Regions from separate parts of the Homo sapiens genome. Here region 1 is linked to region 2. Evidence: read pairs that join two places in POLR2A ChIA-PET (ENCODE). Cell type or tissue: B cell. All regions are shown on one strand. Each heading gives the region's core, and the rest is flanking DNA. Links, peaks and the distances in the headings are about the cores only.

What was found. ChIA-PET counts read pairs that join two places held together with the same protein. Peaks named below come from ENCODE experiments on the same cell type or tissue, not always from the same donor. Only the 100,000 strongest peaks of a DNase experiment are listed, where the experiment ranks them.
Region 1: POLR2A ChIA-PET joins it to region 2 with 5 read pairs; 1 of 35 experiments calls an interaction of 5 or more read pairs at or near these places.

The regions. Positions count from the first base shown.
Region 1 is chr16:70,416,745-70,421,129 of GRCh38, reverse strand. The region is part of intron 1 of ST3GAL2 (ST3 beta-galactoside alpha-2,3-sialyltransferase 2); the gene reads left to right. LOC124903707 (a long non-coding RNA gene) reads right to left here and starts at 3,717. Exons shown (of 3, transcript XR_007065103.1): 1 at 3,447-3,717; 2 at 265-1,296. RefSeq lists enhancers at 1,510-1,629, 3,971-4,160. In B cell, for the core only: no CTCF peak of the experiment used is centred there; DNase peaks (open chromatin) are centred at 1,822 and 4,199; H3K27ac peaks cover 1,279 bases.
Region 2 is chr16:69,442,579-69,446,963 of GRCh38, reverse strand. All of the region lies in intron 1 of CYB5B (cytochrome b5 type B), which reads right to left. It also overlaps the pseudogene LOC100420066. Among named protein-coding and RNA genes, the nearest start is that of CYB5B, 20 kb to the right of the region's middle. RefSeq lists enhancers at 2,461-2,720, 2,751-2,830 and a silencer at 3,177-3,459. In B cell, for the core only: no CTCF peak of the experiment used is centred there; DNase peaks (open chromatin) are centred at 1,823, 2,683 and 2,863; H3K4me3 peaks cover 1,383 bases; H3K27ac peaks cover 1,634 bases.

The sequences.
Region 1 (4,385 bases), core at 207-4,206, 970 kb before region 2:
TGTCCTCCCCAGCCCACCTCCCAGGGCTGAACCTTAGTGACAGGGAAAAGCAGGGTGCAGGACAGCGATGCTTCCCAAAGCCACCTGCAGGGTTGGTGCTGGAAGTTACCAGATGGCACCAGGCTGGCCGTGGGCTCACAATGACCTCTCTTCCTAGCTGGAACTTCCAGGGTCCCTGTTGGAAAGGAAGTGTCCAGAGGACACAGCAGCTGAGCAAGGGGCCCACCTCTGGTTCCCTCCATCTTTTACTCTGCATTTCTATACCTTCACTCTGGAGGGCTGGGTGGGAGGACATGGCTTCCTTTTAGTCTTCTGGTAGAAGCATGGATGCAAACACCTTCCTTGAGTTTCCATGAGCATAGCTGCCACAGGCTGACCTTTCCAAAAGACATTACTAAATATAAAAGGAGAACAAAAGAAAGCTAAAGATAGGGCGTGCAAAGAATAAAAACAGCCTGGCTCACAAAGAACAAGTTACTGGTTTGTTTCCAAAGCTTTCGGACCCTGCCCTGTTATTCCCCTTCCAGGAGATAACCACCTCCAAGGCCAGCAGACGTCTGCAGGCCCTTTCGCCAGGCTCTCTGGCCTCCTAGTGCTGGCTTGTCCACTGTCTAGGTTGTCTTGTAGGACCCATGCCACCAGGAATCCTCTCCAGACTACTTGACCACCCTGCAGTCAGATCTCTGTTCTGCCCTCTTCTCTACCCAGGGCTCTTGGCTGTGGTGGCGGAGGGAGGGATGCCTGTTTCCCTAGGTCTCCCAGGTGATTGGCACCTATGTGACTGGACCTTTTAGGAGTGCAGCCTTGTTCCATGTAGGCCTTGTAATATGACCTACCTCTTGCCATGCTGCTCAGGCCAGTTTAGCCCACGAACTGCCATACAAAAGGCTTTCTCCAACATTTGATCTTGGCAGAAACTATAGAAGTCTCCCCACCTGGTTCCATCCTCCCACTGGGCCACAAGAATAGAAACTGATAAGAAGTTGGCCTAGTTGATGGAAGTTTGAACCCGGGGACAGAGGTTGCAGTGAACCGAGATCATGCCATTTCACTCTAGCTTGGGTGAAAGAGCAAAACTTCATCTCAAAAAAAAAAAAAAAAAAAAGGGAAGGGGGGGGTCAAATGGTCAGTTGTGGTGTCCCTACCCCACTGATAACATAGGAGCCCTTTGGAGGGATTTGCCTGGTACAAAGTAGGCCTCCATACCTGCAGCCTGGACTGTTGCTGTCATCATATTGCCTGGCCCCAGTGGTTCTGGCGGACACCCCACCTTGGTAGCTTGGCTGGGCAGGAGGACTGAAAGATTACAGGCAGAGGTCATACCAGCCCGGTGGAGGAGGCGAGGTCCATGACTGGGGCTGATGATGAGAAAGAACCATGTTTTCACCTGTACCTTTGAGTGTGATGCCAGCACTAGCGAGGCGAGCGAGCTGCTCTGACCTCTGGCCGCCAGGCTGGGACAGGGAAGCCTCTGAGACCCGAGGCTGCTGCACCCAGGGCCTCATGTCCCAGAAGCTCTCACAGCATTCTCAGGGGCTTAGCTTGTCTTGTGTGTTGGAGCTTTGGGCTGAGCCTGTTTCAGTATGCCAGCCAGGTCACTGTGCCGCTGCCCTCTGGTTTGCAGAGGGCCTTTGTGCCTATGCAGTGACTCCACAGACTGTCTTGCAGCTTTCCTTTCCACTGAAGCAGTCACTTCCCCTGCTGCCGGGGCCCCTGTCTTATGGATTTGCAGTGCTCGTGGTTGGATTGTGACCTCTTTCCTGGTATTCTCTCCCCTATTCTCACATCCCTAACAGGATCTGGGGATAGATGGTGGATTTTTAAGTCCAGTCCTTCAACTCTGGGCCGCAAAGACTGTGGCCTGAAGTTCTGGAGCATATCTCCTCTTTCCTTTGGTATGCATGGGTGGGACTTGCAGGCACCCTAGCTTAGCCCCTTGCCATCAGCCCCTGCTGGGGTCTAGCAGGCCTGAGCCTTTTCCAGGGTGGCCAGCCTGCTGGAGCTTACAGTGGGGGAGGGTAGGACCCAGACCAGAGTCCCTCGCCATGGTCCAGCCTTGATGTTGACATCCAAGAGTTGGGAGAGGGGGAGGGAATGCCCTGCCCTCCCTGCCACTTTGTGCGACTCGCCCGGGTTGGGCCCTTTAGGAGAGCATTTGTGTCCCTGCCCTGGAGTCTCCTCTTCCTGCTGTGTGCCCTTGCTCGGGGTTGTTCCAGGAAGCCTCTGGTGTGGGGGGCTCTGTTGCCACCAGCTGATTTCCTGCCCCAGGTGCGTGGGTGGGGGAGGAGAGGGTTGAAGATTACCTGGAGAAATCGCCCGCTTTGCTTCCGTTTCACCCCTCTTCTAGGGAGGACAGCAGAGTGCACAGAGGTTCTCTTCTAATCCTCTCACCCCCAACCTGGTCCTCCACAACCAGGCTAGAGCGTATCTATGTATCTGGGGAAGCCAGGGCTTGGGGAGGAGTGGACTGACCCGTGTTCTGTGAAGGTCAAGGAGGGCCCACTTCGATGAGGATGAGTTTGGCAGGGAGCGTGGTCCTGCTCGCCGAGCGGGGCTGTAAGTGGAGGACTGCACCTGCCTTTTCCTCCTTGAAGCCCCAGCTCTGGCCTCAGCAGTAGTGCCCTGCTGGTGGTTAGTATTCCTGTCACCAGCTCCGCCTCCTTACAGAGGGAAAAGCCTCCAGTTGGGACCCTGGGATGCCAGTCTCTGAGGTCAGCTGCCCCTGATACCTTTGGAAGGGACAGCCCTCCTGGAGGAAGGATAGCTGTCAAAGCCAAGGAGCCCTGACTTTGTGGTAGGCTGGAGGGCTTGCAGGAAGTCCTCAAAACAGAGGAGCCCCATTGCTGTGCTCCTTGACAGAGCAGGAAGCTGGCCTGATTGTTTCCAGAGAGGACCCACCAGGCCGTAGGAAAAAGGGCTTGGCTAAGGGGTCAGTGAGGGCTCTTCCCAGTCTGGCTGCCACTGCCTGGTGTCGATCAATAACTGTGCAGAACACACGCATCTTGTGTTTTTCTCTTGTGATTCAAAGCATTCTCCAGACATGCAGACGAGTACAGAAGGAAAAAGAGGACCCTGACAGCTCCTCAGTGGCTCCTTATTATACATCTACGGTGTGACCAAGATCAGAATCATAAGCAGTGATGAGCAGCCAAGCTACCTGGCATTCTGAATCCTATCTTTAAAAGAAATCAGAGCGGACTGTCAGCACCTTAGTCCCTTCACCCCGGGAGGTAGTGTGGTCCAGTTTAATGGCCCCCTGGAGGCAGTCAGAGGGCAGCGTTGGGAGATGAACTTCTAACATTCCCCCCGCCCCCCCAGCCACGCCATGCCACCCCATACACTCCAGACCCTCTCTGGCTTCCCCTGGTCCACCGTTTATTCATCCCACTTCCCACTTCCTCCAGAAGTCTCCCCTGGAGACTTGGGTTCATCCCCCTCTCTCCTACCTTCAGGGTCTGCAACTCATCTTCTGCCTCTATTAATGTCTGAGGCTTTTGGCCTTGCAGAGAAACTCCTTATTATAATAGCTTTGTATTCTAGAATCTTGCTCCTGGCTTGTGGCTGTCTGGCCTCCAGCCTCAGGGAGCTGTTTAGAGCCAGCTCAGGTCAGGCCTCTGCTCTGCAGGGTGTGCTAAAGTGGGGGCTGGGGAAGGGGTTACGGCCGTGTCCCATAGGATGGACGCGCACCGTCCTCTGCTGGGTCTAGGGGCAAGGATCAACCAAGGTAGGGCTGGCCCTGAAACCGCAACCTTCCTGGAGGCCGGTGCCTGCTGGGAGTGGGGCCCCAGGGAGGAGAGTTCCTGTGGGAAGTGGGGGCTGGGAAGGTGGGGTGGGGCTGGGGCGCTGTGGAGCCAGAGTCAGTGCTGTGTGGGAGGGGTTTGTGCCTTCCTTGTGATGCCATGGGGCTCCTGCAGAGCTGTGACCCTCAATCTGCCCAACCCATGACCATAGCCATGGAGGTAGAGCTTTATGTGTGCCTTTATATAATCCTCATGGAACCCCTTCGAGATGGGTGCTATTCCCATTGCACAGATCAGGACCATGAGAGAAGTTACATGGTCAATAGCTGACAAGTGGCAAACCCACAATGTGAATCCAAGTTTTTCTACGCACTTTGTTCATCTGGAGATGCTTTGAGCCGAGGTGAACGGGTGAGTGATCTGGAAAGCCCCAGCTGGGAGGACTGCAGCTTGCGGTGCTTAGGGGAGTGAGCTGCAGGAGTTCCAGGTCAGCAGCCGTGCCAGGTGTTTGTTGCTGGGCCCTTAAGAGTAGCACACTCCCACTGTCCCTGCCGTCGTCCAGGCACCTGCTTCAGCTTTACACGCACACCCCTTTCCCACAGGCTCAGATTTGCTCAATTTGGTTTGTACCTGAGGTCTCATGTT
Region 2 (4,385 bases), core at 312-4,311:
TGCATCATATGGGGATTACAGTGAGGACACCTGGGACAACCACAAATTTAGAAATATTCTACAAAATCTTTCTGGACAGGTCTGGCCTGTGATCTCTAAAGATACCACAGTCATGAAAGTCAAAGAAAGAGTGAAGAAACTGTTCCAGATTGAAGGAGGCTAGAGATTCATGACAACTGGGAATAATGGGTGATCCTAGGTTGGTTCCTTTTGCCAATATTATTGAGATAGCTGCAGAAACCTGACTAAGGACTCCAGGCAAAGGGTATATGCAATTCTTTATTCTATTCTTGCAACTTTTCTGTAACTTTGAAATTGTTTCAAATTAAAAAGTTAACTAGGCCAGGCACGGTGGCTCATGCCTGTAATCCCAGCACTTTGGGAGGCCAAGGCGGGCAGATCACTTGAGATCAGGAGTTCAAGACCAGCCTGGCCAACTTGGTGAACCCGTCTGTACTAAAAATACAAAAAGTGCCAGGCATGGTGGTGGTGGGTGCCTGCAGTCCCAGCTACTCAGGAGGCTGAGGCAGGAGAATCACTTAAACCTGTGAGGGGGAGGTTGCAGTGTGCCAAGATCACGCCACTGCACTCCAGCCTGGGCAAAAGAGTGAGACTCTGACTCAAAATAAATGAATAAATAAATAAGTTAACTATATAAAGTAGTGCCTCAGGAAGTAGATTCTATAACTATCAGCTATGTGACCCTGCACAAGTTATTAAAAAATTGAGATGTCTTTAGTTCCTTAGTTGTAAAATGGAAATATTAATAAGAGTACCTGTCTTGACAACTATTGTACATATTAAATGAGATAAGCATATAAAACACTTTGCACTCCAGAAGAGCATAATATAATACCATCTACAATTTTTAAATGAAGATATATATATGCATATTTATACCCATGCATAAAATCTCTCTGAAAATGGTGAAAGAACCTAGTGGCTGGGAGATAGGGTAGAAGGAAGACTTCACCACATACTCTTCTGAAAAAAAATTTTTTTTTTTTGAGATGGAGTTTCGCTCTTGTTGCCCAGGCTGAAGTGCAATGGCACAATCTCAGCTCACCGCAACCTCTGCCACCCGGGTTCAAGCGATTCTCCTGCCTCAGCCTCCCAAGTAGCTGGGATTACAGGCATGCGCCACCATGCCCAGCTAATTTTGTATTTTTAATAGAGACGGGGTTTTTCTCCATGTTGGTCTCGAACTCCCAATCTCAGGTGATCCACCAGCCTCGGCCTCCCAAAGTGCTGGGATTAAAGGTATGAGCCACCATGCCCAGCCTCTGAAACTGTTTTACCAAATAAAGCATTACTTACTCAGAAAATTAACCATTTTGTAAAATTATATTTAGCACAGTCCTTGACTTAAATACTCAAAAAACATTTACTTAAATTAGCAAATTTAGAATTTATATTATTTAATATATCAAAATTTGTATTTTTGAAATATTAATGCTTTTTACTTTTTATAACAACCATTTCAGCAGGAATAAATTATCATTCCTATTTTAAATAAATGTTAATTCAATTGAAGTATAAAAACTGTAAGTGTTACTTCCCAGTCATAGTCACCAGCCTATGAGCTCCCTGAGGATAAGGATAACTTCTATTTTTATCTCCTAAAAGGTCTCCACCCAGTGAGTGGGTCTCACATCCCAGTATTTAAGAATGCTATTTTACAGCAAGAGTAAGACAGCCACGATTCACTTGTTATTATATCTGAAACTCTCAGGTTATTATATGTGAAACTGTTCTTTGTTGTGGAACTAAGTCATCAGTTCTGGAATTATGTCCCAATTTGTTCTATACACCTAAACTATGGATGATATTTTTTCCTTTTGACACAACCCAACTATTGTGTTGCCTTTCAGAGTAAAAGGACAATAAAACTCCTTCATAGATTACAACATTTCAGGGAATGACTGAATTTTTGACTTGCTACACAGTTCTTTCTACAAGTACTTTCACTTTCATCAGTCTCTCACCACTTATAAACAAGAGAAAGCACAACACTTTTTTAAAATATTAAGTAAAAGTTATATATTCGCTGTGGTAAATTTGGAAAAAAGAATAATCAACTAGAGTCCTGGAACAGAAATAAGTCCAGTTAACAATTTGGTGCATAAAACTTCATTTTTCCTGTGTATTCTTTCAATCATTTCAGCCATTAGTCTACAATTTTTTATTGAATCCTTACTATTTTGTGTGGTAGGCAGTGATAAATAAAAGTTTTTTGTGTTCTCACAAAGTGAATTCATGTAGTACATAATGTTTTGTAGCCTGCTTCTTTTTTTTTTTCACTGAAGCAAGTGGGGGTCAGAGTGATCAAACAAAATTCTACGGTTTAATAACTTTCACTCTAAAATATGGTCTTAATAGAGATGGCTTAGAACAAGCAAAAAGACGTCAGGGAGCTTTTGGTTTCTGTTTAGAACTCTATAGTCTCCAGATAGAGTTAGCGAAAATCAAATGGATGCAGGGCTGCCATGGGCCACTGGCAGCCCAGCTGGAGGAGTTGGAATCACTGCACTAGGCCCGAGGCTATAGCAGGGTCCTGGCCAGTCTTAGGCCAAGATAATGCCCAGGCTGAGGAGCATACGAAGGCCTCGACGAAAACCCAAAGAGCCCCGGCACCCCAGGAGAAGCCAGACCAGCTCTCAGTGAAGACAGAGGGTAGGAGCTACTGTCCAACTCCAGCGTCAGCCACTGGATGGTCCCGCCCATGTTTATCATCTGCTTCTTCTCAGATATGATCTGCCACTACATGTTCATCCTGGTACAGAGCGACAAGAAGCTCACCCAGGAGCAAGTATCTGACAGTTAAGTCCTAATTTGAAGCAGAGCCTTCAGTGAAAATGGAAATTACATTCCCAAAAAGTCTTTTTCTTGACATGAGAATATTACATCAACAACCCAGAGGATAAAAATATCACCACTTCCTCCCACTATGCTCTCAGGCATGATGAAAGGAAATATAACAAACGTCATCCCTATGATTCTTACTTGTGAATGGATCAACATTGACATACTCAGGCATTGTTGCAACCAAGGTCCTATTTCCACTGACCCTCTGTTTTTTGTTGTTGTTGTTTGTTTGTTTGTTTGTTTTGAGACGGAGTCTCACTCTGTTGCCCAGGCTGGAATGCAGTAGCACAATCTCGGCTCACTGCAACCTCTGCCTCCCAAGTTCAAGCGATTCTCCTGCCTCAGCCTCCCAGGTAGCTGGGACTACAGGTGCCTGCCACCATGCCCAGCTAATTTTTGTGTTTTTAGTAGAGACAAGGTTTCACCACGTTGGCCAGGCTGGTCTCGAACTCCTGACCTCAGGTGATTCACCCGCCTCGGCCTCCTAAAGTGCTGGGATTACAGGCATGAGCCACTGCACCCGGCCGACCCTCTGGTTTTAAGCCTATGCTGCAGCAAGTTATCAAACTACTCACATTAGATCCACCCTGAATGAGCTCTGCATCCTGGTATTTCCTCAACGTATTTGGGCTTCAGAGAATTTACTGTGATTCTAGGCCAAGATAATGGCAACTGACCAATAAGAAATGAGGCAGGAGCAGATGACCAGAGCAGCCATGGCCATGCCCACAGAAACCAGCAAAGCTTCCAAGACAAAGTAGAAAGTTCTGGAGCTGATGGGTCACCAGTGGACACCAGATGATGTCAAAGAGCTCATGGGCAAAGGCCTTCACTTTGAAGTTATGTTCAAAAAGGAGTTACAAGACCAAGTGCCATGGCTCACGCCTGTAATCCCAACACTTTGGGAGGCTGAAGAGGGCGGATCACTTGAGGCCAGGAGTTTGAGACCAGCCTGGCCAACGTGGTGAAACCCTGTCTCTACTAAAAGTACAAAAATTAGCTGGGTATGCTGGCGCTCACCTGTAATCCCAACTATTCGGGAAAACCACTTGAACCCGGGAGGCGAAGTTTTCAGTGAGCCACAATCGCACCACTGCACTCCAGCCTGGGCAATACAGTGAAGCTCTGTCACAAAAAAAATTTTTAAAAAAGCCTCTATTTTTTGAAGACCAAGTAGTAAAAATTAGCTCTGCCAGAACTTGGAGTAGTCCTTAACCTGCTAACTTGTGTTTGAGCTAGAGACTCTCAGAATTTAAAAAAAAAAAAAAAAAAAGGATAGCTAGGCACAGTGGCTCACACCTGTATTCCCAACACTTTGGGAGGCCAAGGCAGGAAGATTGCTTGAGGCCAGGAATTCAAGACCAACCTGGGCAACCAAGCAAGACCTTGTTCTCCACAAAAAAAATTTTAAAAATTAAAAAATTATCCAGGCATGGTGGCCTGTAGTCCTGGCTACTCAGGAAGCTGAATTAGGAGGATCATCCAGAAGCCAAGGAATTCGAGGCATGGCGCCACTGCAC